Linked DNA regions of Homo sapiens: regions 2, 3, 4, 5 and 6 are each linked to region 1. Evidence: chromatin loops called from intact Hi-C (ENCODE). Cell type or tissue: GM12878. All regions are shown on one strand. Region 1 holds the start of MIR137HG (MIR137 host gene). Region 2 has its middle 46 kb from the start of DPYD-AS1. Region 3 overlaps DPYD (dihydropyrimidine dehydrogenase). Region 4 overlaps DPYD (dihydropyrimidine dehydrogenase). Region 5 overlaps DPYD (dihydropyrimidine dehydrogenase). Region 6 overlaps DPYD (dihydropyrimidine dehydrogenase).

Evidence for each region. A loop is a pair of places that touch in the nucleus more often than their neighbours do. Peaks named below come from ENCODE experiments on the same cell type or tissue, not always from the same donor. Only the 100,000 strongest peaks of a DNase experiment are listed, where the experiment ranks them.
Region 2: a loop joins it to region 1, with 3 times the contacts of the local background. A loop is called at or near these places in 3 of 110 quality-filtered maps.
Region 3: a loop joins it to region 1, with 10 times the contacts of the local background. A loop is called at or near these places in 22 of 110 quality-filtered maps.
Region 4: a loop joins it to region 1, with 5 times the contacts of the local background. A loop is called at or near these places in 16 of 110 quality-filtered maps.
Region 5: it touches region 1 in a loop (5-fold over the local background); 18 of 110 quality-filtered maps call a loop at or near these places.
Region 6: it touches region 1 in a loop (8-fold over the local background); 22 of 110 quality-filtered maps call a loop at or near these places.

What each region holds. Positions count from the first base shown.
Region 1 is chr1:98,048,921-98,053,920 of GRCh38, forward strand. MIR137HG (MIR137 host gene) reads right to left here and starts at 773. Exons shown (of 5, transcript NR_046105.1): 1 at 458-773. In GM12878, a CTCF peak has its summit at 2,346 (motif pointing left); a DNase peak (open chromatin) is centred at 2,351; H3K4me3 peaks cover 373 bases.
Region 2 is chr1:97,047,763-97,052,762 of GRCh38, forward strand. No RefSeq gene overlaps it. Among named protein-coding and RNA genes, the nearest start is that of DPYD-AS1, 46 kb to the right of the region's middle. In GM12878, a CTCF peak has its summit at 2,898 (motif pointing left); no DNase peak of the experiment used is centred here.
Region 3 is chr1:97,666,497-97,671,496 of GRCh38, forward strand. The region is part of intron 8 of DPYD (dihydropyrimidine dehydrogenase); the gene reads right to left. Among named protein-coding and RNA genes, the nearest start is that of DPYD-AS2, 130 kb to the right of the region's middle. In GM12878, a CTCF peak has its summit at 2,648 (motif pointing right); no DNase peak of the experiment used is centred here.
Region 4 is chr1:97,818,384-97,823,383 of GRCh38, forward strand. All of the region lies in intron 3 of DPYD (dihydropyrimidine dehydrogenase), which reads right to left. Among named protein-coding and RNA genes, the nearest start is that of DPYD-AS2, 24 kb to the left of the region's middle. In GM12878, a CTCF peak has its summit at 2,260 (motif pointing left); no DNase peak of the experiment used is centred here.
Region 5 is chr1:97,184,216-97,189,215 of GRCh38, forward strand. The region is part of intron 20 of DPYD (dihydropyrimidine dehydrogenase); the gene reads right to left. All of the region lies in intron 1 of DPYD-AS1 (DPYD antisense RNA 1), which reads left to right. Among named protein-coding and RNA genes, the nearest start is that of DPYD-AS1, 91 kb to the left of the region's middle. In GM12878, a CTCF peak has its summit at 2,356 (motif pointing right); no DNase peak of the experiment used is centred here.
Region 6 is chr1:97,241,264-97,246,263 of GRCh38, forward strand. All of the region lies in intron 18 of DPYD (dihydropyrimidine dehydrogenase), which reads right to left. All of the region lies in intron 1 of DPYD-AS1 (DPYD antisense RNA 1), which reads left to right. Among named protein-coding and RNA genes, the nearest start is that of DPYD-AS1, 150 kb to the left of the region's middle. In GM12878, no CTCF peak of the experiment used is centred here; a DNase peak (open chromatin) is centred at 2,889.

The DNA of each region.
Region 1 (5,000 bases):
CTCCAACACCCATCCCAGTTAATCGCTTCGCAATTTGCAACCAAAAATACATAAAGAAACGCGACAAAGCAATGGGTTTGAGGAAATAAGCCAATTAAGCTAAAGCTGAAATGCCTCTCTCTCTCTCTCTCTCTCTCTCCCCCCCTTCTCCCTCTTTCTCTTCCCCCTTGACTCCCTCCCTCTCCCTCTCTCCTTCCCTCTCAAGTAGAAAGGGGGAAACACCAAGGAGAGAGAAAAAATCGGGAGGAGGGTGGTAGTCGACTCTTACAGTCAATGGAAAAAGAGTATACACATCTTTACTGAATAATACTCTCGTTCTCAGACAAAAAGAAACACATTTTTCGATGTAAACATAGTCTGCCTCTGCCATACATCCTACATCCTTTACGTTTGCTGAGATTTGTCTTGCTGTATGGCAAAGTAACTGTCACAAATCCATCTCGATTGAAGTGCTTACCCTCTAAATCCAGGTTTCAAGCGGAACTCCAACTGTGTGTAGAAGCCAGGGAGTCATCTGATGTGCAGTGAGGTAGGCTCTGGGCAGTGTGAGCTGCTTCTTCTCTCCGAGTGCCGGGTTACAGTGTTAACAAGCCTTGGGAAGGGACCTCGGCGCCTCGCGCTGGCTGTGCCCCAGTGCCTTCGCGTGGTGGCGGCTTGCTCATGCTTCCGAGGAGTCCCAGGCGATAGCCTTCAGCTGATGCGAGCTTCCAGAAAGGAGTGGGGAAGGGAAAAAATCATCTAATGCAATCAAATCGATCTGATCTACACCATCTGTCGCCTGCCACTATACACAAACGTTAAAATAGGAAAACGGAAAACACTGACAGCCGAGAGGGTTGGTCTGCAAAGAGTTCATTTTTAGCAGAGCATAATTCGATATGGTCGGCGTACAGTTACAAAAGCTGCTGTTAACCATCCAGTAGTGGATCCCAAACATGCTAATGGTGGATTAATTGAGGAAGATCTGACGTGCAAGCTTCATAGTCTCTTATTCATGACTTCCCAATGGGAAAGGACCAATGCCTTGTGGGACTATGGTAACATACAGTCAAAAAGCTGCTAAGAAAATGGCTGTGTGTTCACAGCACCTCTCTCTGATAACAAACATATGTCGACTAAAATGGTTTAGTAGAATGGGAGGGGGTGTTGGAGAATAAAATTTTCTTTCCCCGTGTAAGCAATCCCCATTTTCTTTTCTTAAAGAAAAGCAAAAACAGATATGATCTCTTTACCATAGTGGGGGGAAAAGGATGTTTTAAAAGGTTTTTATCAAGATCAAACTCTGCCATATAAAAGAAACGGAACACTCCTGTGCAGCAATTCTTTAAAAAAAAAATCTATTCTCATTTTTTTCCTTACTGTGATCAAAGTAGATCCATAGCATGTGCAGTATACAGAAACTCAGTCCAGTTAATCCCACCAGGATTGATTCAAGGTTGTTTAATGCCAGGTACCCTTTTGACTTCTTAAAACCAGGATGCCTTTTGGGGAAGGCATTTTGTATCATTTAAAATTGACATAATGAACATTAAGTATGATTGCAGTGAGGAGATGAGAAGAGTTTTCCTTTCTAATTCTGTAATTACTCTCTCTAGCCAAAACCCCTTTTGGTCTGTTTCCAGTCTTCCCAGATCAGTTGATGGGGAAATATAGGGATGGGGGAGGGAGTGGAAATACCGAGAAGGAGGGAAAGAGAGTGTGGATTATCGATAGCCAATAAATTCTATTCCACTTGTAATAGAAAAATATATAGCAATAAAAGAGATAACTCACTAATTGTTGATCGTGATTTTAAGTTTAAACCAGTTTTAAAAAATAATGTTTGATACATGGAAAGAAGACATATTGCAAACAATGGGATGACTGCCCCCCACCCATTTATAGTTATAGGTTTAAAAAATATTGAAATAGGGTTTATTATCTAGATATGTGACTATCTTTTATTAAATATATCTCAAAATTCCATATTTCCTCTGATTTTTGTCATCCATTTGAACACTGAAAACTATGGTCACTTTGATTCTGCTGTCTTTTCTTTGGTAACATACATTACATAAATTCTGTAGTAAACAATTAGTGTTCAGGAAAATTCTAAAGATGAATGTGTCTCCTAAAACTTTGATAATCTCTTTAAGGAAAAAAAAACCTAACAGTTATGAATTAAATTAGTCTAAAAATATAGCTTGAAGACAAATCAAACAATTTACCTGATCTTTTGTTTCAATATACATTAATTAAGCACTCTTTCCAACCTACACAACATTCCAGGGTCATAGTCAGATATTCAAGTCTAATAGTTCAGCAGCCTTTGTTGTCATTCGTGTCAAGCTATTGCCCCCTGCAGGTTAGGCTGAAAGTGCAGGCAGAATTTGGCCAAGTCCTCAGGAAATTGATGGTACACAAGTTACTCAGTCTCTCCCAATATTTAACTAGAGTCAACTTTTTAAGTTTGCTTTCATTATGGTTTAAACTATTTATTTACAGATAGGTAGTACATTAAGAAAAATGCTCTTTAAAGATGTGACTTCAGTTTTTCTTCTGAGAATTTAGCTGCATTGAGTAAACCATCCACTTTGTTGTGATACAAGGAGCATTTTGACACATTTAGTATAGTTTTCTTCATCTTCCCTTATCCTTATTCCATAAGATCCAGCAAAATTAAAAAAAAAACATATGTAACAGGATTGGAATTATGAATTCTCATAATAAATATATAGCCCTGGGCAATTTGATATCAGTATGCTTTTGGTAGACTCAATGAAGTGTGTGCAAATCAAACCATTTCAGATTCTCCCTGCTCCTGATATGATGAGGTCAATTACACCATTTATCTTGATTATAAAATTAAACATTATTTCAACCTCCATATTCCTGCTATACTATCATCCTTTCCCACAATCAACTTTTCCAAATAGGGCACCTTGCCAAGATGAAATAAATTTATAATTGACAGAATAGAAATTAAATTACATCAACTCTTTCACAATATTAGAAAGTGGAGCAAGTTTATAGAAACGACTTCAGAAGGTTTATGGAAAGATTCTTTTATTCTTTGGAAGTCAACGATGTGGCTATTCACACTGAGTTGTAAAGAAACCAGCAATGGTATTTCCCTATTACATAAATATTCATCTCATTGAGCAGTGGGATATCATTATGTGAAATATAATCAATTCTAACACCAAATTAGCAATCAATAAGAATCTTACCTAGTCAAATTATAGTATTATTTCAACATTGTATGAAAGTAGCTAGAAACATGAACCGCACTTTGTTTTTTTAAAGCTATTATGAAATGCTCAATAAAGACTTAAAGTTTACTGGCAAAACTTGGGTCTTTTTTGGAGGATTTTTTGTTACCCTAACTACTGATATGTTTTCTGGATCCTCCAGAATGGACATATGGGATAGGAACTGAGGATAACTGTGTCATATTTTAAACAATATTAAAAACACAACAAGCCAACACAAACTAAAAATAACCTGAATACTTATCTCTGTTTTATTACATTTTCAAAGCTTGTTAAATTTCAAGAGGACACTACATCTATACATTAAGAGCTTTGCATCTACAGTTCATTAACACTCCTGCTCCAAGTAAAGAGGGGATTTGGACTAGGTTGTGAGACTATTAATTGCACAAATATGTTGTAGTCAGAGCAGTGACTGGTTGCCTGCAGCAGCCATTTCTAGTTGTCTTTGAGTATGCGTCTTTTTTTTAAAAAAGTCATCTCCTCTTCAAAGTCATATCTCACATATATATGATTATACTTGATTGTGTGTACTGAAGCACATTGCTATTGAGTCAGAAATTTTCAAGTATCTTGATTCAAATGACTGTCAAATACCTAAGAACAGAGTTGCTTTTAATTAGCATGCAGAAAAGAGAGATGATATTTGACCTGTGAGTCTTAATCAAGGGGAATATTTTTAAGTTCTCCCATAAACGATGTAGCAGATTGCTTGCAAGTGCCTTGAAAAACATAGTCCTACTTCTCCTCCTACTATCATTACTATTGTTCTAACAATTTCTAAAGGATCAGAACAGAGTTCTAGAAACCCTGTAATGCTGTTATTGCCCGGAATCCTGGGTTATTAAACATTCTTATCCGCAGAAGCAAAGGACCATCCAATCCTATTCATATGCATCCTATGACTCAACTCAGTTTCCACTTGGCGGGCTGTGTGTGTGTGTGTGTGTGTGTGTGTGTGTGTGTGAGAGAGAGAGAGAGAGAGAGAGACAGTGAGAGAGAGAGAGAGTGAGAGAGAGAGAGAGAGTTCATCCTGAAAGCGCTTATGTTTCCAGAGGTTTTCAAATGCAAATGGAGTGGGAGTGGTGGTGGCCGTGATGGAGCGTACTGTGTGGGTGTAGGGGGATTTGGGGAGAGGGTGTCGTGGGCAGTAAGTTTAAACAAATTCAAGGCCATTACTACCACTGCAGACCAAAATAACTTAGGTCTGAGAGACCCCCTTAGAAAGATACAATGCCTTCCTCATCTAAAGGGAGCTAATACCAGAGTGATCTCGGCGCTCGCGCAGTTTTGAGAGAGGGTCCCGAAAACCGCCGGAGGCCAGGTGTCGCGGACGGGCCCCGGGCTAAACTCTCGTCTGGCGAAGTGAAGAGCGCAAAGTCTCCAGGCCCAGCGCGCCTTCGCGGGGCAGGCCGGACACCCTAGCCCCGGGCCGGGCTCGCTCTTCTCTGAAGCCCTGGAGCGGGCAAGGGGCACCATTCTGGCCACAGGAACTCTAGTTTCAGCAGCCGCAGCCCGCCAGCGCTGGCTCGGACCGGGGCCTCCTCTGGGAGAGTAGGAGAGCGAAAAAATCAACCACCACCTTGGATTTCAGATCGAGGAAAGGAAGCCAAAGCAAAGGTGTGGTTACACAGGACATCCATAGACAAATCGTTGCCTCTCTAAGTGGGCCTGAGCTTTGCGGCTCCAGAAGCGCGAGGCGCGGTTGGTGCGGACGCGGGGGCGTGGGAGTCATCGCTCTCCCCGCAG
Region 2 (5,000 bases), 1.0 Mb before region 1:
ACGAGACTGTATCTTATTCACCATTTTGGTTAAAAAGAAAAAAAACAAACAAAACAAAAACAAAGAGAGCTTTGGAGGGTTTTGAATGCTCTCTGCTGTTCATGGCAGGCACACACACACACACACACACACACACACACACACACACACACATCTGCTTTATAGCTTGTTCCCATAATTAAAAAATATATATTTGATGTGTGGGCACATGCTTTAAGTTAATGAAGGATGCTGATGGGTGCCACATCTTTCATGAGTGACAGAGCCACTAATGAGATGTAGCATTGACTGTAGAGGGCACCAATAAATTGTGTAAAACACCCCTGCTGGCCATTTATTTAATTTATTTTATGGAAGCATAATGCCTTATAGTTTAATATGGAGCTTTTATTTTGTTATAAAGACCCAAGTCTACAATGGGGTTTTCAAGAATTATGCATCATTTATGCCTCCCATTTCAGCATGGCACTGATAGAGAATATTCTACATTATGATTAAATCCTCAAAGAGATGCTTCTATAGGCAAAAGCAACTGCACTAGAGTTTACATTATGTTTTCTGCAGAGTGGGAACTGACACGTGGTTAGGAATGTGGTGGGGCTTGTAGAAATCAGTTGCAGAAGAGCAACGAAAGGTAGTTTTGGTATGGAATAAAGGAAAGACCAATGAGAAGTGAGCCTCTCCGCAGCAGGTAGTGTCTTCATTTGGTCTTCCATCTTTATCTTTTTATGCCTTTTTTGCTCTTTTGATCATGCTGAGAAACTTCCTCTCCCTCTCCACATTTGGCAACTTTGCCTCATTTTCTTTCCTGTATGGTGCCATTCTTTTCCCTGACTTAGGTCTTTGCTTATGTTCTTTCCTCCGACATGTAATCATCCCACTATACCCTCCATGAACTCCCCACCTAACTTCTGCTACTTGCTCTTTGAAGCTCTGTTTATGAAATCAGTTCTCAACTTCAATGATTTCTATCCTGTAATGACATTTTTTCCCTTCCATCAGTAAGTCCTGTGAATATTCTTTCATAACTCCCTGGACTTCTTCCTTGTATCACTTATAGCACCTGTAATTAAATGCTTAATTGCCAACTGAATTTGGTTACATTTTCTAGAATGTAAGCTCCAGGAAGGCAGAAACAGTGCCTACCTTGCTTATAGCTGCATCCCTAGCACCTGGCATGATGTCTTGTACATAGCAAATTTCAGATAAATATTTGTTGTTGATTAAATATTTACTCTCAGTAAAGACTGTAAGTATTTGGTTAGTATGGTTTGCTTAAAAGCAAGTGAAAAGTAGTACAGGTTCATGAAAATTGTGAAAGGGCTTTATAAACCATTATACATACCTCCAGTTTAGCTCTCTCTCCAATCCTGCTTGCATTCTGTGAAAATGAAACTAAGAATTAGAGTTTGATTCTCATAATGATACAGAAAAAAGCTGTAATTTTATGGAAACATAATTCAATAAACCTATACTGAAAGTCTACTATGTGCCAGACAGAGTACTTGGCACCTAATGTCCCTACAGTTAAGGAGCTTTCAGTTTGGTAAAATTTGTTGAGCAAGTAAGAATTGAAAAACATTTTTATCTACATTGGCTGTCTTTTGTATTTCCCCACCAGTAAATGTTATGTAAAGGAAGCCCAGTTCTTACAATGTATATGACAAAATATACTTGTGTCTATCTACAAAACAAAAACCTGAAGGAAATTGAAATGCTATTCCTTGTTTGCTCTATTAGTTTATTAGTATGAAAGTATTACTTTATTGAAACATAAAATAAAATGGTTGAAATGATATTGTGTACACATTATTTTCTGTCTAGTACTCAATTTTGTAAATATAAGTAGTAAAAGTAAAGACATCTCTTATCCATTTCACTAGATTTTTTTACAGTTATCTTTAAACATTTATTGGAAAGATTCCCCCATTTTTCTTTATCTCCATGATAGTCAAGAAGTTCTGCTTTGTGTCCAGTTGAAATATCTTCTGCTTTATTAAACCAATTTCTGCTTGTTTGCACCTCTGTGTCCATGGAGAACAACTGATCAGCATCCTTTATATAAAACCTTTTATATTCTTGGAGACAGTAATTTCCTGTGAAATGTTTAGTTGAAAGTTCCATAAACTTGAAGAGAAACAAAAGGGTTGTGGTTACTTTACACTTCATGAAAATATTGTTGCAAAGCTTTGAATGTAAAGACAGTTACATTTACCTTTCTATGTGACAAATTAACTTTAGCCCCCTTTTTAATCGCATTTTGGTTTCATCATGATACATTTAAATTATGTATTTCCTGGCAAATGTGGTTAATTATTTTGGAAGTGTATGCACATAGCAACCCTCTTTGGTTTCTCTTAATTTCTCGGTAAATCTTTTTGACTGTATTTTATAATTTAAATTTATAATTGTCCCAATATGAATTATTATTCATTTGGAATTGATTTTGGCAATTTGATTCTAAAACCTTGAAATCTAATAATGGATAACCACTAAGAAAACATTCTCATGAGATATAGAAAAAAAATTTAGGGTCGAGTGATTTAATTGCACGAATAGGTTTTTTTATTTAGAAAATGTATTATTCCTATCATTAATTTCAATAGTCCATAATTGTCCACAGTAGTTTAAGAAATTCAAACAATATTTATGTAACATTAAACCCAAAATATCACTGAAACTGCAAACATTTATGTGGCAATATTAATGTGCAGACATTTTCTGGGATTGACAGCACACGGGCACATGGTATTAACTATCTCATAATTTCTTCATTCTTTATGTCAAGGGAGCTCTTCATGGAAGTTCTATGATTGGAGGGGGTCTCTATATACATTAGCACACTTCTGCCCAAGTGTTTCCTTGGTTTTGGTGAAAGGCTGCCCTCTTGTGCAGAGATGAGAAGCAACTGTTAAAAAGCCTCATTTAGCTTATTAGCTGATGCAATTTCTATTGGATTCTAAAATGGAAGTTAATGCTATGCTTGGAACCCACAAGTCATCTTTTAAAAATATCAAGAATTTACTCTTAACCTTCCTCTGGACTCTTTGTACCTTAGCAGGGATTATGATTCTCATGATTCCTCCATATGACTCAGACCGAAGATAAACTCTCACCTTCAATTCAAGGAAACAGCTCCCCATTAGGAACAGCCTATAGAGTTTTGCTCTCAACAAATAAATGATGTGTTTATTTCTAATTACAAAACATTCTCATCTATTACTGAATCATATAACTTAATGAAAAAGAAACCAGACCCACTCCTTTGGGTCTATTGAAGTCTAGGTCTTAGCTTTGTCACCGCTGGAAGAGAAGAAACTTGAAGAATCCTTCACAATGTTAGTACTGAGAAGTGAAAAATAGAGTGCCACTCACTTCTACTGTTTTAGGTCTTATTTATCTAAGCATCTAATTGAATTGAAGAAGTAGTATTTCAAAAATGTATATTTGATAAGTAGGTAAGATAGATTATTCTATCTGAGACTTTAGTAAGTTTTATTTTATGTAAATGCTTTCTTGTACTTTTTAAATTTAGGGTTTTAAAGAGCTTCAATAATTATTGTCACTTAGAAAAGAATGAGTTGAATATCTTCATGAAAGTTGTAAGAGTGGCTAAGAACCCTGAGCAATGGTGTCTGAATTAATCACTCTGTCTCTAACGTATAACTCACAGAATGTAAAAGTAAAGCTCTGATGTGATTATAGTTTAGAATTCCACAAGGTCTTTGGTCACCAGAGTATGTTTGAGCCCCACCTTTTTATTAGATAAGGATGACATAAAAACAAACAGAGCCTCAAGGAAAATGAAAACATGTGTCCCCACAAAAACTTGTACACAAAAGTTCATAGCGGGATTGTTCATAATAGCCATAATAACCAAAACGTGGAAACAACCCAAATGTCTGTCAGTGGACAAAATGTGATTTATACATACAATGGGTTCTTATTCAGCCATAAAAAGAAATGAAGTACTGATACATGCCACAGCATGGATGAACCCTGAAAATATTACACTAAGTAAAAAAAGCCAAACACTAATGGCTATATAATGTATGGTTCTATTTTTGTGAAATGTCCAAAATGAGCAACTCTATAGAGATATGTAGATTAATGGTTTCCTAGAGTTGGGGTGATTGGGGAGGGGAGGAGAGGGGAAAAGAAGACAATGGTGACAATGGGCACAAGGGTTTTTTAGAGAAGGAGGTGATAAAAAATGTTCTAAAATTGATTGTGGCAGTGATTGCACAATTTTGTGAGTACACTGAAAACCATTACCTTGTACTCTTTAGGTGAATTTTATGGTATTAGAATTATATCTCAGTCAAGCTGTTCTTTAAAAAGAGTAAAAAAAGTAAATAAATTAAAAATAAAAACCTCCTGTGTTCTGTAAAAAGTCTTTTCCTTATTTCAATGGTTGGTACAAAGTCTTTATTCAGTACTGAAAATTATTCATATGTGTGCAGTTAGCCTCACCAAACCATTCTTGGTTTAAAGATTTTATGTCTGATTCAAACCTGCTTTCTTGTTTTATGAGTTTAATTATTATGAACAATCTTCTCTCAGACTTTTCTCCCCCCTCCCAGGACAACATGCCTTGGAGGGAATGTAAATATTTTACGTGTTGTTACAATATTTATATGAGCAGAAACAAAGAGTTGAGGGTGGCACTTTCCCTAATGAATGCCAGCGCTGGCTTTGGGATCAGATCTATTAAGATTCAAATCCTACTTATTCATTGTGAAATCTTGTACAAGTTCTCTTTGAACGTCAGTTTCCTTCACCATAAAATGAGGATAGCAGTACCTTCTTCATATAGCTGTTGTTTCATGTATTAAATGAGATAACATATTTTAAGCACTTTGCAAATTTACTTAGACATGATAGGTGTTCAAAAAATATAGAAATTAATAATAATAATTTTGAAGAAAATAATTCAATTTATTTAAAGATAATCCTTATTTAGCTAAAGTGTATGAATAGAAAACAGAGTTAACAGATTC
Region 3 (5,000 bases), 380 kb before region 1:
TTTTTCTTTGATTACAAAATCAAGTATAAAGTTATTTATTGAAGATGTACTTTAAAAGGACAAAACACTACACTTTAGAAATAAAAACAGCAGCTTGTGTTAGTAATATTTAAAAAAAATAACACAAGCATGGTATCAGGAAAACATATTTTTGGATACACCTTTCAAATAAGCTATTTGCTAAAACAGTAATTAAGGAGTGAGAAGCAAGGTTGGTTTCTCACCATGGGGGGTTTCACAAAAATTCAGCTATTTTAAAGTTCTAGTACAAAATAATCAGGGATAGCTATCTCTTCTGCTACCTATGTTGTTGTTCTTAAATTCCACAAACAGATGCATGCATGCAAAACAAGTCAGGTTCTATTAGACAAAAGTTCACTTGATTTATATTTCAACTAGATTTCCACTTAAAATGTTTTTTCTTAAAACAAGAAGAAAATATAAGCAACTAATGTTCTTAAGTAATTTTTTGGTGCATCATCTGCTGAGCAAATCCGCCCTGCTACTCATTTTTTTAAATAAAGTTTTATTGGCACATAGCCATATTCATTTGTTTACATATACTCTAAGACTGCTTTCATACTACAAATGTAAAGAGCTGAATATCTACAAAAGAGACCATACAGCCCACAACATACAAAATATTTGATATCTGTTCATTTATAGACAAATTTTGTAGACAACTCACTTTATTAGTTAGAAATTTAAATATAAGATATTTTGCTATCTCTTAATAGTCCTCTCTATAATTTGCCAATTCAAAACTGGTCTTCATGCTGAATTTGGCCCTCTATCTTCATCCCTTTGGCATATAATCTAATTGAGGCCCTCAAAATATCAAAAAATGTGAATGCCATTTAATTTTTATAGGAGAGGTTCTTATTTTCTAATTCATCTTGTTGATTAATCATATGTTTATATACTTAAAAATTTTTTTTATCTATATATTATCACTGCAAGTTTCTGTTGGTAACAAGCAGGCTGCAAATGAAAAGCAAATGAAAAATCATTATATACTACTTACATCCATTAGGATAGCTACTATCAAAAAACACACAAAAACAAACTAGCAAATGTTGGCGATGATGTGAAGAAACTGGAACTTTTTTTCACTGTTGATGAAATATAAAATGGTGTAGCTACTTTGGAAACAGTATGTTGGCTCCTCAAAAAGTTAAACAGAGTTGCCAAATTATCTAGCAATTCCACATATGGATGTGTGGCCAAAAGAGATGAAATCAAGGACTCAAAGAAATATCTGTATAACCTATGTTTGTGGGAGCATTATTCCCAATATCCAAAAGTCAGAAACCATCCAATGTCCATTGATTGATTAATGTTAAACAAAATGTGATATATACATAAAAAATTATTCAGTCTTAAAAAAGAATAAAATTGTGACACATGCTACAACATGAATGAAGGTTGAGACATTATGCTAAGTGAAATAAGCCATTCACACACAAAATATATAATGTATGATTCCACCCATACTAGGTACATAGAATAGTCAAATTCATAGATTTGTTGCTTAATAGGTATAGTTTCAGTTTTGCAAGATGAAAAGAGTTCTGTGGATGAATAGTGCTGATGGTTGCACAACGATGTGAATGTACTTAATCCCACTATTCACTTAAAGATGATGAAGGTGGTATATTTTATGCTATGTGTACTTACCACAATTTTTAAAAAAGAATTAATTTAAAATATTTTTTAAGAAAGCATAAATAAATTTTAAAAAATGATTAAATTCTGCCAACTTAATGTATTAGCCAAGAGTAGGGCTTTGGTTTCAGAGGGACCTCAGTTAAATCCAGGTTCTAGTACTTGAGAAGGTTACTTAATATCTGTTAGACACCATTTACATAAATGTAAAATAGAGATATGAATAATACCAATCCAAAATTACTTTGTGAGAATTAAACATGACTTTGCACAGAACTCAATAAATGTAGCTATTCTATTTATTATATTTATATGCACAAAGTTCTTATTTTTAAAATGCATTAATTACTTTTCTAAATATATAATAACCTCTTTAATTTTTCTGTAACATATAATTGCTAGCACACTGCTAGGTATATTGCAGAAGCTTAAAAATATGATCAACCAACTTTAAAATGTGATCAACCAACAGTGGCATTAAAAGAGTAAGAGAAGTGGAAAAATACCTGACTGTGATACAATCTCCAAAGACAAAAGAAGGGCTATTTTTTCCTGTAAAATGGAAACTTAACCAGGGAGAAATTAAATAGCAATCAGTTTTAAACTACAGTATTCTAGGAATGATAAATTTATTAGTAAAATATAAATGATAAGGCTCAATAGACAAAACTACCAAGTATTTTTTTTAAAAAAAGGAAAGAATAGAAACACAAAATAAGACTTTAAAGATCCAAAGCAGCAATTTTCCAATTAAATATTACTTTATTCTCATAATGGATGTATTAATATAATCTTTGACTGATTAACCCAAATACCAATATCTTAATCTCCAAATTTAACTTATGAATTAAGAGTTGGATGCACAACGTATCTCAGTAACAAAAGCAAAATGAACATCTGTTAACTTTCTGCCATGTAAGTTTGTGTATGGTGGGGGTGGGTGTGAACAGAGCCTCTGATGTGTAATGTTCTTTCCATCTGCACACCAGGTGGCACTGCATGGTTAATCAGAAGATGACAACACACATCAAGATTCCTTACATATTTTGAGATAGGAAAGTAAATAAGTCAAAACGTTGTTTTAAAAATAAAACTTTCTTAGATGTCCACAGTATTAATGCTTAATAATGCATTTTAAGAGTTTATGTTTCTGACTTCATATTGTAATCATTCTTGCAGTATTGTTTTTCCCATAAATTCCTGACATAACTTATAACAGTACTAAGTAATATGAGTTTAAGAAATAGAAAAGTAATATAACCAAACTAGATTGTATTTGGGAAGGTGGGAACAATATGACTGTTTTGGACACCTCTTAAGCCATTCAAAGGCAAGATCTGAAGAAAAACTGATTTGATATAAATTTCAATTGCATTGCTTCTAAAATAGATTTACTTAAAATATTTAATGCAGTCCCTTAAAAGCTTTGGTCTTGCTTTAGAGTATACAGGTGTTAAGCACTTAAAGTCAAAAAAGCTGTTTAAATGACAGAGAAAGAGATTATTAGATCACTTTAATCCTGCTAACGAAAGATGGCATAGCTTAACTGGAATAAACAGGAAATAAGGAACGGATAAAACATAAATTATCCCCCAAAATTTCACATTTCTGTACTTTGGTAAGATTGTTCTAGAAAGAAATATATATCATATATGGAAATATGCCTAGTTTCCTCCAACTTGCATCAATCCCTGCCATTTCCATGCCATTTTCCTTTTCTCTTACTAACCCCTCTTTTCTTCTGTGTATGTCTTCTTCAGTTCACCAAACTTTACATAGCAGCGATTCGTAAGATAAGAGCTGTGTGGTTTGTAGTGTGAAAATAGCTATCCAACAGTACATCTCCTAGCTCTATTTGAAAACCACTGTGTACTGTGCACATGAATACAATGTAGTCTTGAATTCTCCACATTTAGCTTCATTGAATTACAGTGGGCGGAGGGGAAGGGTTGTGTACTGTGATGTTCCAAAAGTCTTCTTGACAATATCCACTATCTCAGTAACTTCTAATTTTGTTAAGTATCCTAAAATTTATCCTTCAACATCAATATTCTACCTTTAGAGGACAATGCAGACCTATAGTATGATTACCAAACGTAAAACAAAACAAAACATCATGATGATCCTAAGGACAAATGTCATATGCTGAAGCCCTAATCTCAAACATGATGGTACTTGGAGATGGGGCCTTTGGGATGTAATTAGTTTTAGTTAAACTCATGAAGGTGGGGCCCCCATCATGGGATTAGTGCCCTTATAGAAAGAAGAAACGTCAGAGGTCTTTCTCTTTCCATGCGGATAAACCAAGGAAAGGCCATAGGAACACACAGGGAGAAGGCAGACATCTTCAAGCCAGGAAGAGGGCCTTCACCAGAACCCAGCCATGCTGGCATTCTGATCTCAGACTTCTAGCCTCCAGAATTGTGAGAAAATAAATGTTTGTTATTGAAGCCACCCAGTCTATGCTATTTTGGCATAGCAGCCCAGCAAGACTAAGATAATACCCATAGTATATGTTCACTAATAACCCCTTCCAGGTTCAAATGATAATTATCTCCCACAAAAAATGTAACTGGCAGCCATAAATAGCAGTTGAAAGACAACATTTTTCTTAGTTCAGTAATTTTCCAATTCTCTTATCAACTTCACTTTAAGAGTTAATTAAACCATTGGAAACTACTAAAAGAAAATTAATGCTTAAACAATGAAAATACCAAAAAGAACTGTTTTACTTCTCTAATTTAGGTAACTACCATAAGTAAAATATGTCTTTATTCCATGAAACATATATAGAAAAATATAATAAAAATTCCTCCATGTCTCCATCCAAAGAAATACAAAGAAGATAAACACAAAGAAGGTAAATGCAAAGAAGATAAAATATTTTAAAATATAATTTGTGTTTTATAAAAGGTTTTTTAAAATAAAAAGAATATAAGCTGTATAATGTTAAAATAACCTTAGTGATTAATAAATTATCTCCTTTTTTACAATAATACGGAAGACATCATGAGTTAATAGGGTTAATTAGAGTTAATAATTAATCAATACTTCAACAGATATTTATTGATCATCTACAACATGTAAAGACTTCTACGAGTAGAAAAAGCCATGATTTTAAAAAACATTTCCTTATATCATCATCTTCATCACAAAACGCTCATTAAATACCCTAGCGAGTACTACCATTAAAAATTAACCAAAAATACTTAAAGAAAATATCTGATATTCAGCACAGTAATGTAATACTTGACATAATTATAAGGCATCAAAGTAGGAATGACTTAAGAGTGGCTTTGAGTCATTAATCAGAACTAATGAATATGTCTTTGCAT
Region 4 (5,000 bases), 230 kb before region 1:
TTTTCTACTGTTTCACCAGATTTGTACTTGATAATTATGTAATCAATATTTCTCACCTTTGAATTCTAATTCAAGTTTAAAGTGAAGGAAAAGATTCTAAATTGAAAGAATTCTGTATTTATAAATGACAGTTAATAACAAATCCATAAATAATCCAGAAGCATTGTTGCCGACCATATGGTTGATTTTACTAAACACTGGTAACAGCTAATATAATTGTTTTCTTCTATTTCCCCAATTAAATTATATTTGGGCCATTTGAGCAGTGAGATTGGAAACTGAGTGTCAAATCTTGCTTTCACTCACTCCTAAAGTGAATGAATGGAAGTAATATTCCTAATTTACATGGCAAACAGATAATACCAAATGTGTGTATCCGTGTGTGTGCATGTGTATATATGTGTATAAAGACATATACACACATTCATATTACAAAATGTACATGAAACTAATTATATAAATTACCAAATGTGTGTATCCATGTGTGTGCCTGTGTATATAGGTGTATAAAGACATATACATACATTCATATTACTCAAGGTACACGAAATTAATCACATACATTACAAAAATTACATAAGACTAATTACATATATTTTCTGACCTGTATTTCAATGATATTTATTAGGGCAGGTGCATGATTATGTAAAGTAATCATGCACTTTTGTCTTTTGATTTCAAAAAAATCTGAAAGTACTCATCCTGATTGACTTCCTCATGTGTTAGGTGGCATAAACCAAATCAAAGAACCTGCTCTGGACATGGTGAAATATGTGTTTTTCTGTAATAGAAATGATAAAGATAACATGTTCTCTGTGCATAGAAGACAAGAGAATACTCTTCTCTGCTGATTTGGGGAGTAGGGCTTTCAGGAGGTTCCTGCTGATCTATTTAGTGATAGAAAACTTGGAAAAACATAATTAAGATAGAATTTTAGAAATGATTAAAATAGAAAAGAGTTGAAACATTGCTTCTGAATCCAATCTCACTGCTCAAACTTTTCAAGTAGTTAAAATATACCCTTATACATGGGCATTTCTGATTATAAAGGAATTTGTTTTTCAACACTTTGAAAATTAAAAAAAAGTTACAAACGTTAAATCATGTATTACTACTTCCATCATTACATAACATTTTCAGAATGTTTAAAAAATTATTTACTTTCCATACTATTAAACAACCTGCTAATTTCACTGGAAGTATTTTGTTAATACTTTCTCATTTTATTTATTTTATATTCTTCTTCAATGCCACTTTGATTTTTCCCTCATAGCTTTATATTTACTTTGTAAACTACTTAATCAATTTGCTAATCTCAAATACTTAGCATGCCTTGTCCTTCCACTCTTCCATTTTTAACTATTTTAAAAGAATTCCATAAAATTTCCTTAAATCTTTGTAATCCTAATGAATACACCTGAAAGGCAAGGGAAGTCCAAACTCCAAATGCTGTCACAGTGCAAGTTTTCCTTGACTGCAAAGAGGAGATTTTATAGAGAAATATATCCATACATATACACACATGTAATATCTATATAATACATACCACATATAGAAATATGCATACACATGCACACACACAAATCTCTAAGAATAAGATAAAGTAGAATAATGGCCATATTATTATCTTTAAATCTTATTCAGAGGAACAAAATTACTCGGTTCATGGTTTACTAATCACAGCTTCCTCGGAGTCATGGTTCATGTAGAAGTATCAGTTAAAGTATCAGTGTAATTCAACCATTATATTTAGCAACAGATGCAATATTAACATAACCCAAATCATAAACAGCTAAAATAATACCTAGGTTCCAGTAGTAACACAACCCTTAGGTCAGATGGTAGTCAACACCAGTACTACTGAATACTAACAGAGGAGTGAAATTAAAGACATACATTAGGCTAATACACACAGACGGGACATACCTGAAAAGCTGAAAAACTACCTCTTTTAAATGTCTTGGTATCTCTTTTCGGACCTCAGCCTTTCAATAAAAAGTTAGATTGCTATTTATATTGCTTCCACCTCTAAAAGTCCTTGAGTTGAAGGTAAAGAAACAATGACATTAAAGCAATTTTAACCTTTTGACTCAAATAATATTTAGAAATGTTAGACCTCTTAAAAGCTACTTTCCAAGTTTACATGGCTATACTTTTATATTTAACTCTGTATAAATGGCTGTTTATGATGCACCTACAAATAGTATACACACACCAGTAAAAAAGCCAGCACAGATAAACTGTGCAACTCAACATCACCATCTAGTGACAAAATTCTTAACACGTGATAAAGCCAAGCGAAAAAGAATACATTTCAGAGACATTCTGTACTGGTAGTTCATCTTTATAGTACTAATGTAAATATAACAGATCTCACTGAATAGACTTCGCTCTGCAAATAAAACAATGCCTAATGGCAATGTTGGCACTCCAAAAATAATTTGTATTCTTGCCATAGAGATATACTCATAAATCTATTAACAATCTATATTTTATGTGTATTAAGAAATACACTGTAAAAAACTCCCAATAGTATTTTTATTTTTTTTATTAATGAGTATATTCTATATGTACCTCTTCTTTTTCAGAATCTGACGTCACCTTTTCTCAAGTTATTCAATTCAAGTACCTTCCAATTGCATATATCTATTACCCATAGCCCTCTACTGCCTGTGAGACTGAAAAGGGACAAAAAGACAACACATTGGAGGCCGAGGAGGGCAGATCACCTGAGGTCAGGAGTTCGAGAGCAGCCTTACCAACATGGTGAAGCCCCATCTCTAATAAAAATACACAAATTAGCCAGGCATGGTGGCACATGCCTGTAATCCCAGCTACTTGGGAGGCTGAGGCAGGAGAATCTCTTCAACCTGGGAGGCGGAAGTTGCAGTGAGCCGAGACCGCAACAATGCACTCCAGCCTGGACAACAAGACTGAAACTCCACCTCAAAAAAAAAAAAAAAAAAATACAACACAATGTTAAAAGTGGCCCCATCCTTCCCTTTACTGTTCAGGATTTATCACAGGGGCTAAAATAGGTACAGAATATGATAGTAAAGAAATCAAATCCCTTTGGCATGATTACAGAGTTGAATCAACCAAGATAAAGAAAGAATATGATGAAAAGAAGTTGAGAATTTTACCTCTAAATTCATTATCATACTATAAACCAGAGATTTGACCTAGAGATGATGCACTTTTTTCCTGTCCTTAAAATGCTTTTTCTTTGATTATCATTTTCAGAAATGCTGTATAAGATTTCCACACCCATGGCACTACAATAGACTATGTAGAAGTTGGACAAGATATACAGCTTCTAGTATTCTATATGCTAAGACTGCAGTGAACTTCTCCATTGAATTCCATTATTTATACATTACACATGTAATTCTTGTAAGCACATACAACATTAAAAGGAAAAATGTATACAAACATTATATTTTATATCTTATTTTTATTAATTTTCATAAATTACAAAGCATTCTCTCCTCTATATCCTAGTTCCTCATATAAATCCTAGGAGATTTTAAATCCCATTTTACAAAAAAGTAAGAGTAAAATAATTAATTTACCTAAAATTACAGTTGGAGTCTCAAATCTGATTCTTACTATTGATTCCAGTATTTATTTCATATTTTTAGTTTTCTCCATTTTTCCTTCACTGTTTTTCTAATTATTCATAATATATTCCCATTACAGAAAATATAGAATGGAAAAGCATACGCCTCAAAAAATTATCTTTACGCCAACCAGCCAGATGTAATAGCCACATTTCATTCCTATTTTTTCTCTGCATTTTTTATATTCAGTTGAGATAATATTCTACAAGCAATTTTGTTTCTCTCTCTCTCTCTATATATATATACACACACACAGATTTATTTTAAATATATGTAAATCTGTGTATATATCTGTAAATATAAATATATTATATATCTGTATATATACACAGATTTTATATACTTTATAAATTTATAAATATTGTAAAATTCTAAATATGAATATATAAATAATATATATTTATATGTAATATATACATTTATATATATTTATGTTATATACATATAATTGCCTTGTCTATTGTCTTAATGGTAGACAATTAGTTCCTGTAAAATTTGTTCAGGGTTATATTCCATAATTTGAGTATCACATTCATATTATGCATAATTTCTATGGCTTCTGCATAATATATTCCTAGAAGGTAAATTAATACAAAAAAAAGTATGTTTGTTTTAAGTCTCTTAATACTTAGTGACACAATCCTTTCCTTAAATGCAGCAGTAATTTTCAATCCTCTGAGAATGTGAGAATGGCTGTCTCACCATTCCATCTCTAGCCATCTGTGAGAATGGCTGTCTCGCTATTCCATCTCTAGCACTCAAAAACTTCCCACCAAACTGCATTAGCAGCAATAAGCAAGAGATTGGTGTATTTTTTGTGAAATTTACACTTTTTGTTTGCCATTAGAGTTGAATATTTCCAAGGGTTACTTAATCATAGTTTGCCAATTATCTACTGAGTTCCCAATTTTTAAAATCTGTCATACATATGGCAATATAGTACATTGATGTCTTTTAATTTTGTGATTGTCCCCATTTGCATAAGTTTTTTAAAATAAGTTTGTTTTTAATTGGCACATAATAGTTGCACATATTTATTGGATACAGTGTGATGTTTCAATACATATTAGATTGTGTAATGATCAAATCAAGGTAATTAGCATATCTATTACCTCAAACACTTGTCTTTTTTTGTTTGTTTGTTTTGTTTTTTGTTTTTTGTTTTTTTTGAGACGGAGTCTCACTCTGTCACCCAGGCTGAAGGGCAGTGGCGTGATCTCTGCTGACTTCAAGCTCCACCTCCCCGGTTCATGCCATTCTCCTGCCTCAGCCTCCAAAATAGCTGGGACTACAGGCCCCCGCCACCATACCCGGCTAATTTTTTGCATATTTAGTAGAGACGGGGTTTCACCGTGTTAGCCAGGATAGTCTCCATCTCCT
Region 5 (5,000 bases), 860 kb before region 1:
GCAATAAACATATGTGTTCATGTGTCTTCATGGTAGAATGATTTATGTTCCTTTGGGTATATATTTGGCAATGGGATTGCTGGGTAGAATAGCAGTTCTTTTTTTTGCTCTTTGAGGAATCAACACACTGCTTTCCACAATGGTTGAACTAATTTGCACTTCCATTGACAGTGTACAAGCATTCTGTTTTCTCTGCAACCTCACCAGCATCTATTATTTTTTGAGTTTTTATTAATAACCATTCTGATTGGTGAGAGATGGTATTTTAGTGTGCTTTTATTTGCATTTCTCTAATGATCAGTGACACTGAGCTTTTTTTCATACGCTTGTTGGCTGCATGTATCCACGTCGCTGTGAAAGCAATTCTTTCAGTGCAGATACTACATATATTTTAATTTGTTCCTAAGTATTTTATAGTTTTTACATGCCATTGTAAATGACATTTTAAAATTTTAATTTCCAGTTCATTGTTCCAATTGTTCATGTAGAAACAGAACTATTATTGTACATTGTTTTTGTATTATGAAACTTTGTTAAATTCACTTATTATTTTAATAGTGTATTTATAGGTTCTTTAGGATTTTCTATGCACACAATCTTACCATCTGCAAATAAAGACAGTGCAAGCCCATTTTTTTCCAATGTAAATATCATTTATTTATTTTTATGACCTTATTGCGCTGGTTAGGACTTCCAGTACAATATTGAATAGAAGTAGAAAGAATGGACATTCTTGCCCAGCTCTTGATCTTAAGAGAAAATAATTTATCCTTTCAACATTAAGTATGATACTAGGTATAGGATTTTTGTAGACGTTTCCTTCTATTAATGAATTGCTGAAGGCCATTATTATGATTGGATGTTGGATTTTGTCAAATGCTTTTGCTGATCTAAGGACTTATAACTAGAATGATTAAGAACTCCAAGAAATCAATTAAAAAATTAAAAAATGGACAAAATATTTGAATAGACAGTTCACAGAGTAAGATACATGGAAGGCCAATAAGAACATAAAGAAGAGTTAACATCTTCTTATTAGGGAGAAGAAAATTAAAATCACAATGAGATATCAACACATATGTACTAGAATAGCTGAAACTAAAAAGACTGAGAATATCAAAAGGTGGCTGGAACATAGAAGAACCAAACACCCACCCACAGCTGGTAGGACTGTGAAAGAGTAAAGCCACTTTGGAACTCTGTTTGGAAGTTTCTTGTAAAACTTATGCATCCACCTTATGACTGAGAAATTATACTTCTATGTACTAGCCAAGAGAAATGAAAACATGTTCACAAAAGGAGTTATGCAAGTATGTTTATAGCAAAAATATTTATAACACCAAAAAAGTGAAAACAGCCTAAATACAACTTAGAGTAAATAAATTGTGGTATTTTAATAAAATATAGTATTATTTACCAACAAAAATGAACTAATACCTACAATAATATGAAAAAATCTCTGTAATATTATAGTGAGTGAAAGTTGCAACACATACAAAAATACATATTCTGTAGAATTCCATTTATGTGAATGCTAAAAAACATGAACAAACTAATCTATGGTGGCAGGTGCTAGATGGTGTTTGCTTCTGGTGGTGGTAAAGGAAGATGTAATGGCTGGAAAAGTGCACAAGGCAGCTTCTAAGGTGTTGGCAATGTTGCATGCTTTGGCAGAGGTGAGGATTTCACGGATATATGTGTTTGTCACAACTTGTCAAATGGTTCATTTAAGACCTCTGTATTTTTCCTCCAAGTAATTTATATTTCAATAAGGGAAAATAAGTGGCATAGAAGATACAAAACTTTTAAAGTTGTAAATAGGAAATTATAGTATCCTCTTTTGAAACTGTCATTATGCTTTTGGTAAGGGTCTTGCTGTTGACATTTACACATTTCTTTGGACACTGCTTTATTCTCTGTGTTGAATAACTTTCCAGAAAGGAAAAAAATAGATAATTAGACATCTACATATAATATTACCACAACCAAATAGCAATAGTTTTATGAAATTGTGTTATTTCAGTTTTTTTTATTAGTATAAAATTAAGGGGTACAAGTGCAGTTTTGTTACATGGATATATTGCATAGTGGTGAAGTTTGAGCTTTTAGTGTAACCATCACACGAGTAATGTACATTGTACCCGTTAAGCAATTCCTCATCCCATATCCTGCTTCTACCCAATTCCTCATCCTACACCCTGCTTCTACCCTCCCACCGTTTTGAGACTCCAATGACTATTATTCCACACTCTATGTGCATGTGTACACATTAATTAACTTCCACTCACAAGTGGGAACATGCAGTATTTGACTTTCTTTTTCTGAGTTGTTTCACTTAAAATAATGGCCTCCAGAGGGCACAGTGGCTCATGCTTGTAAGCCCAGAACTCTGGGAGGCTGAGGTGGGTGGATCACTTGAGGTGAGGAGTTCGAGAACAGCCTGGACAACATGGAGGAACGCTGTCTCTACTAAAAATACAAAAATTAGCTGGGCGTGGTGGCAGACGCCTGTAATCCCAGCTACTGGGGAGGCTCAGCCATGAGAATCGCTTGAATCTGAGAGGCAGGGTTGCAGTGAGCCGAGAACGTGCCACTGCACTCCAGCCTGGGTGACAGAGCAAGACTGTGTCTCAAATAAATAAATAAAAATAAATTAAAAAAATAAAAAAGAAAATGGCTTCCAGATCCATCGATGTTGCTATAAAATACATGATTTCATTCTTTTTTTATGGCTGAATAGTATTCTACATTTTCTTTATTATCTGTCAAAGTACATTTAGCTTTATTCCATATCTTTGCTATCGTGAATAGTGCTGCCATAAACATATGAATGTATTTTTTTGATGTAATGATGTCTTTTCCTTTGGATATAAACCCAATAGTAGGATTGCTGAGGTGAATGGTAGTTTTATTTTCAGTTCTCTGAGAAATCTCTATACTCTTTTCCACAGGGTTTGAACTATTTACATTCCCACCAAAAATGTATAAGCATTCCCTTTTTTTTCCCACATCCTCACCTACATCTGTTATTTTTTGACTTTTTAGTAAGAGCCATTCTGACTGGTATAAGATAATATCTCATTGTGGTTTTAATTTACATTTCTCTGATGATTAGTGATGTTGAACAGTTTTTTATATGCTTGATGGGGTTTGTCTTCTTTTGAAAAATGTCTGTTCACGTCCTTTGCGTACTTTTTAATAGGGGTTACTTGTTTGTTGTTGTTGTTGAGTTGTTTGAGTTCTTTGTAAATTCTGGGTGACAGTCCCTGTTGGATACGTAGTTTGAATATATTTTCTCCTATTCTGTAGGCCTTCTGTTATCTCGATTATTTCATTTGCTGTGCAGAAGCTTTTTATTTTAAGTCCCATTTGTCTATTTTTGGTTTTGTTGCATTTGTTTTTGAGGTCTTTGTCATAATTATTTTTGCCTAGACTCATGTCCAGAAGAGTTTTCCTTAGATTTTTTTCTAGTACTTTTATAGTTTCAGATCTTACATTTAAGTCTTTGATGGGTTTTGAGGGGATTTTTAAATATGGTTAGAGGTAGAAGTATAATTCAATTTTTATGCATATGGCAATCCAATCATCCCAGCACTATTTATTGAAAAAGGTGTCCTTGTCCTAGTGTATACTTTTTGTCAACTTTGTCAAAGGTCAGTTGACTGTAGATATGTGGCTTTCTTTCTGGGTTCTTTATTCTGTTCCATTGATCCATGTGTCTATTTTTGTACCAGTACCATGCTGTTTTTATTACCACAGCCTAATTGTATAATTTGAGGTCAGGTAATGTGATGACTCCAGCTTTGAACTTTTTGTCAAATTTGCTTTGGCTATTTGGACTCTTTTTTGGTTGCATATGAATTTTAGAATTGTTTTATCAATAACTGAGAATGATGTATCTGGTCATATGGATACAATTTTGGTTTCTATTATCAAAACAAATCCTTGTTTTCAGAGTTGCTGTACAACCACCATGACAGAATTTCTGATTTTATCCTAATGAGAGCCTTTTAATGAGCACAGATTATGTTCATTTATTAATATCACCAATATGTATTTCATCATTTTTGAAACCTACTGAAAGTACAGTAATTTGGCAGGTTTATTGTTTTCTTCTAAAATGACTGCTGCTGTTCTTAAAAGGATCTAGCTGGAATTTTAATTATACATTGACTTTCTTTTTTCCTCCTAAATAAGGACACAACAGATAATTCGTGCAATTTAATTCTATAAACATGTAGCATTGTGCTAGGTGCTTGCAAACTCCAGTATGAATAAGATATTATCTTTCCTTCAAAATGCTTGTAATGACCTGCAGCACTGGACAAGAAGATATACAATTAAAGAAAATGCAGTACTTGCAATACTAGTTGTAGGAACCATGGGCTGTAATAAAATAAAAAGGAGTGATTTGACTTTCTTGGAGGCCAAGGAAGAGGGTCATAGACAGACTCACAAAAGAAGTGACATTTAAGATAGATTCTAAAAATATATTAATGATTGATCAGTATGTTCAATTCAGCTACCATGCCATTACTCCTACATGGTAGACATTGCATTAGGCACTGGCACACAGTCTGTGTTCTAGGCCGTCAAGAAGCTTATAATCTAGGCATATTTTGCCAAGTCAAGAAGGCATAAAGGTTGCTCACCTGTCTATCTCACTCCTTCTATTCTGGCTTTTTCCATGTTATTTTTACCAAACTCAATTCACACATAAAAAGGAACTTTAAGTTCAAAGGTTATTTCTTTACATATTCTTTTCTTTTCTGATGTAATGGAAAAAGTAATGGCTTGGTAAGTCAAGTGATTACTAATTCTTAATGTTACCAATAAGCTTTTTTCTTTCAACATTCATTTAGTCATCAGTTCACTTCTTCAGTCAACATTTATTAAGGCATTACCATGTTCAGTGCATGTCTAGAGAACTTAGATACAAAGATGGGTAAGAAAAGTGAGGTTATTTTCTAGTAAAGGAAGCAGACTTACAAAAATACAAC
Region 6 (5,000 bases), 810 kb before region 1:
TCCTTTCTGAAAGTGTCAGCTACTGTTACTGGAATGAGTAGGATCACTCATTCATAGAGTGATTTCCACGTGCAGACACTGAGGCAGGGGCTTCATGTACACTGTGTACTTTAACCCTTGTAACTCTGAAGCTAGGTGCTGTCCTCTCTATTTTGTACATAAAGGAAGAGAAGCTCAAGCTGAATAAATAACTTATCCAGTGTCACGTAGTTTAAAAAGGATGTAATACATTAAAAATAAAGTCTCTGCGACATGAAAGTTCCCATTTTCAGTTATTATTGAGAAGTGACAATGCAGCAATTACCAAAAGAACCATCTCTGGATTATTTTTGCCTAAGAAAACTAGTATCAGTACAGACTGATGCTATGAGAACACAGAGGAAGTCCAACCAATTAGGTGTAAGTCTCAAACCATTTGCTTTATACAATTGTAGCTTTGAGCAAGCTCCTCAACTTCCTAAAACATTGGTTTTCCCTAATTAAAAAACAAGGACATTAATACTAATAATATTCCAGGGAGTTTGGATGTATTAGATGATACAACTCATGGGAAAGACTTGGCACAGTGCCTAGCTTATAATGTGTATAAGCTAATATTAGTGTCAAAGCCAGAGAAAATTGATCAGAAAAATAAACATTCAGCTATAACACATATAAGGATAAACACTTAATTTTTAAGGGTTGTTAATATTCATTCCTAGATATAACATTTGGGGTTCCTTTTGTAACCCATATATTATTTCATTGGCTTCAAAATTATGAATATTCATAGCTTGAGTCTATGGTAGTAAATGTGTGTATCTGTGTGAATAAATCTTTATTAGATTTTTAAGTGTAATTTGCAACGTGTGTGTGCGTGTGTATATATATATATATATATATATATATATATATATATATATATATATCTTCTAAGTCTTTTTTGAAGAATCTGTTCCATTAGTGCTTAGACACAAAGTTACATATACAACAATGTTCCTGGAAGTATTACTTTCTATAGAAAAACCGTAGAAAACAATCTAAAGGATCATGAGTAGTTACTCTATTAAATAAATTATAGTTCACCAAGATATGATATTCCAGAAAACCTTTAAAATTGACACGCAAATAGCTCTAATTTATAATGTTAAGAGTTAATCACAAGTAGCAGAGCAATATATATGGTATGCTCCCATTGTTGGCAAAAAAGTATGTGATTACATTTAGTATGTGTGCATGTAAATGCATATAATGTTGAATTTCATACTGTTCACAGGTATCATCTCTGGGAAAGGGGGTGAGTCCTGCAGTAAAGGGATTGAAGACCTTTCAAGTTTATATATATATACTTTTTATTGTTGGATTCTTTTTGATAAAATGGTGTTATAATTTACTTCTGTAGTAAAAATATCTATTTTTATAATGTTCCTAAAATTCACCTTACGAGAATAAGCATCATCAGTATATATGATGTGACATTTTTATATATGAGTGATACATACAGTGATTCTATCCTCTGTACATTACAAAGAACATGTTTGGTTCTGTGTCCAATATTTTAGATAAAAGATCTACAAACACAACAGAGTGAATAGGATGATCTCTCTTGATCTGTCTTTCTCACACACATATCATATATATCTATATAGTGATTAAAAGAAATCCTATAAATGGTCATCAAATATTTGAAGGATAATCATGAAAAAAAGGGCTTATCCTATGTAGCAAATTGGAACGAACAATTCAGCATACACGATTGGTTTTATTATTCTTATTTTTATAATTAATTTATTGTAAATTCAGCAATGAAAGCAGCTACAATGGAACTTCCCTATTCCTTGAATCTTGATGGCTACTTGACAGCAAGATGCAACAGAAAGACTTCTCTGTACTACAGGAAATATTGGATTAGTTTTTCTCTTCCAATTCAAAATCTGGGGATACTATAACTTATTCTTGGTAGTTTAAGAGCAATTTTATATGCTCTATAGTTTTCCAACAGATACCAGTGATTAACTTAGAAAAGAAGCAAGTATGAGTTAACTTTTAAGATTAAATATGTTAAATATAAATGCTCCTCTTTTGAGTGCTTTCTAATTGACAGATAGTTTCCTATTTATTTTTGCATACATTGTGCTGGTCACATTACTATGAAATAGATATTTCTGTCTCTATTTTTATAGATGTGTAAACTGAGATTCAGCAGGGATAAATGCCACATCCTCAAGATCACTCTGTTAGAAAGTATGGGTCCAGTATTTGAATCCAGGCCTACCTGACTCCCAACACCATGCTCTTAACCACAATGCTATGCTGCTTCCTGATTTTAAGTGTCTGGATATAAATTAAGCTTTAGAAAGAAGAGTTAATAATAATAATTGTTATAATTAATAAAGATATATTATCCAGGTATGATAAAACCATAAAAATCAACATTATAGAAAAATAGACATTATATTAATTGTTGGATAAAAATTAAATTAGAAGTAGAATAGCTAGTAATTGTATAACTAGAGTAACCATATAGCCCAGTTTGCCCAAGAGAGTCCCAGTTTATTATACCTGTATTTATTTGTAATTACATAATGTAACAATAGCTATCTTCCTTTGGTCTAAAAGTATCCCAGTTCAGATGATAAATTATAAAATCATACTAGCTATAACTAAAGATAATTATGTCCAAGAATAATAGGACAAAGACAATTACAGAAGCAAAGTGAAATTTGTTTTAGAACCAAAACCAAATTTATGAGGAGCTTAGAAACTCACTATACTGTCCAAGACTCAAAAGATGGCATGAAGAGCTAAATGTCTTTAAATTTGTCACTAGAGAGAAAAATATATGGCATTTACTAGGCATAATTAGTCTATATGTATGTTCTTTCTATTTTCAACCTGTAGGTGGCCACCACAAGCTACACTTATTAAACAACTCATTAGTAGCATTTTCAATACTGTCATCTTCAGATAATTAGCAATTTATTTAAATAACCAATTTCTGTAGAAATAATTGCCATGAAATGCCCTGAACCTACTTTTTATAAACTATAATAAAAGTGTTAAGATAATCCCTGACATTTGCAAATGCCATTAGTTCACCTTTCCTTTTGATAGTGCTATGGCATTATGTTTAAACAATTACCCGACAACACAGCAGTTTAATGAAACAGTACAGTGAGCACATTCTTCAATATGGCCAGAGAGGACATTCAGATTTAGAAAGAAATCCAGTGCGCAGAGAGGTTTACCCAGAGGAAAAACACAGCTAAAAGAAAAAGAATTACTGAATTAAGGACATTATTGCTATTTCCAAGTTGGTTTAGTTTCCATGGTAGATGCCGTATCATATGTACTCTCTTTGGAAACAAGAAAGGAGAGTTTTACAAGTTGATTTATGTGATAGGCTGGTGTGAACTATAATCATATATATCTACGAATATGTATAATACCTTCATTGTATTATTTGCTCTAAAACCTTGATGCAGGAACAAGTAGTAAATTTTTCTTACTATCAACCTTAAATGTACTTTTACTTTAAAAATGGTGTGCACTTTCAAAGTAGAGTTATTGAGGAAACGCACAAATGGTTTTACATCGCAGCTAGTATTTATCATTTAAAATAGACCAGAGTTCTAACTCAGTTTCTTCCTTGCTATTCAGTTCCTTATACTACTAAGATCCATTGATGTGGGATTATACAGTGTGTCTTGGTTGCGAGTGGTAAAACTATTTGAAGCCTTTATAATTTTTAAGCTGGTGTCCACTTCATATGAAAAAATAAAATTAGAATTCAAAGCCAGTGGCAATATTATTTTTATGGTTAGACTGAAATAACTTGAGAACCTATTAAGTACCAGTTGCTCTGCTAAATTATTCACTCGTTATTTATATCCTCACGACATCATTACAAGTCACATATACATTATCTCCATTTTACAGACATGGAAATTCAGGCTCAAGGAATTAAATAGTATGTGCATGTAAGAAAGGCAGGGCCGTGTGGTTAGATAATGCATTACAACAATAAGACAATTAGTCTGCAATATCACCATAAAATTCACTGCCGGGTTTGAATGTGAGGACTTTTCTTTATTTCCAGATTAACACATGCCTCAATCTCTCCAAATAAGAGCTTCTGGCAATGCTTTTTGCCTACAATTTTAAAGGTTTACCTATAAGTATAAATAGAAGAACTATTTAAAAAAGACATATTTCCCCAGCCAAGAAATTATTCTCACCTATGACAGACTTAGTGGACTTGAAGTAATATTTCTCATGTGATTTTGCTTAAGGATGTCCAGAGCAAATGTTACACAGCATAAAAATCTCACCATTCTATGTGTTTTCAAAAATGATTATTTGAGTAGGAGAAGGAGGAAGATTATAATGACAATGATAATGCCGATGACCGGAGTTTCATTTTACTCTTGGGAGAATCCAGGATAACAAGTGGGCATTATTCTGAGAACATACAGAAAAATAAAAAAGAGGTTCCACATCCATTAGGATCCTATTACTTCTTCCTTTGGAAAATCACAATTTCTTTTCTCTCTGAAATCCTGTGCTCTGTTTACTCTGTGGGTGGTTCTATGGCCAGGGTGTCCATGGCAGCACTTGCTGTACTGTAAAACCATTCCTTTCACTCTCAGCAACACATTCTCTTTCACTTTACAAAGAATTACATGTGTTAATCTCTATGCTCTGTGATAAGGCTGTGTCCCTCAGAGTCTACTGAAACACAGGCTGTACAGCAGTTGATGGCGTTTTGTTCTCTTCTTTGGCCTGTACAACTCTCAAAGATGTGGTGTGGACAAGGACATCTCTACCTGGGCCCTTATCTGAACCCTCTGAATCAATGCTCACTCTAAAACTGACCAGGCACTTTGAAAAAGAGAGATCCTACTGTTTAGTTGCTCTATCAATTAGTTGACAATAACATTTCTTCCTAAATTTCAATAGGGTAAAAAATGAAAAATCATTTTCAGTCAAAATTATTTCTTGTACCCAGCACCATGGCTGTT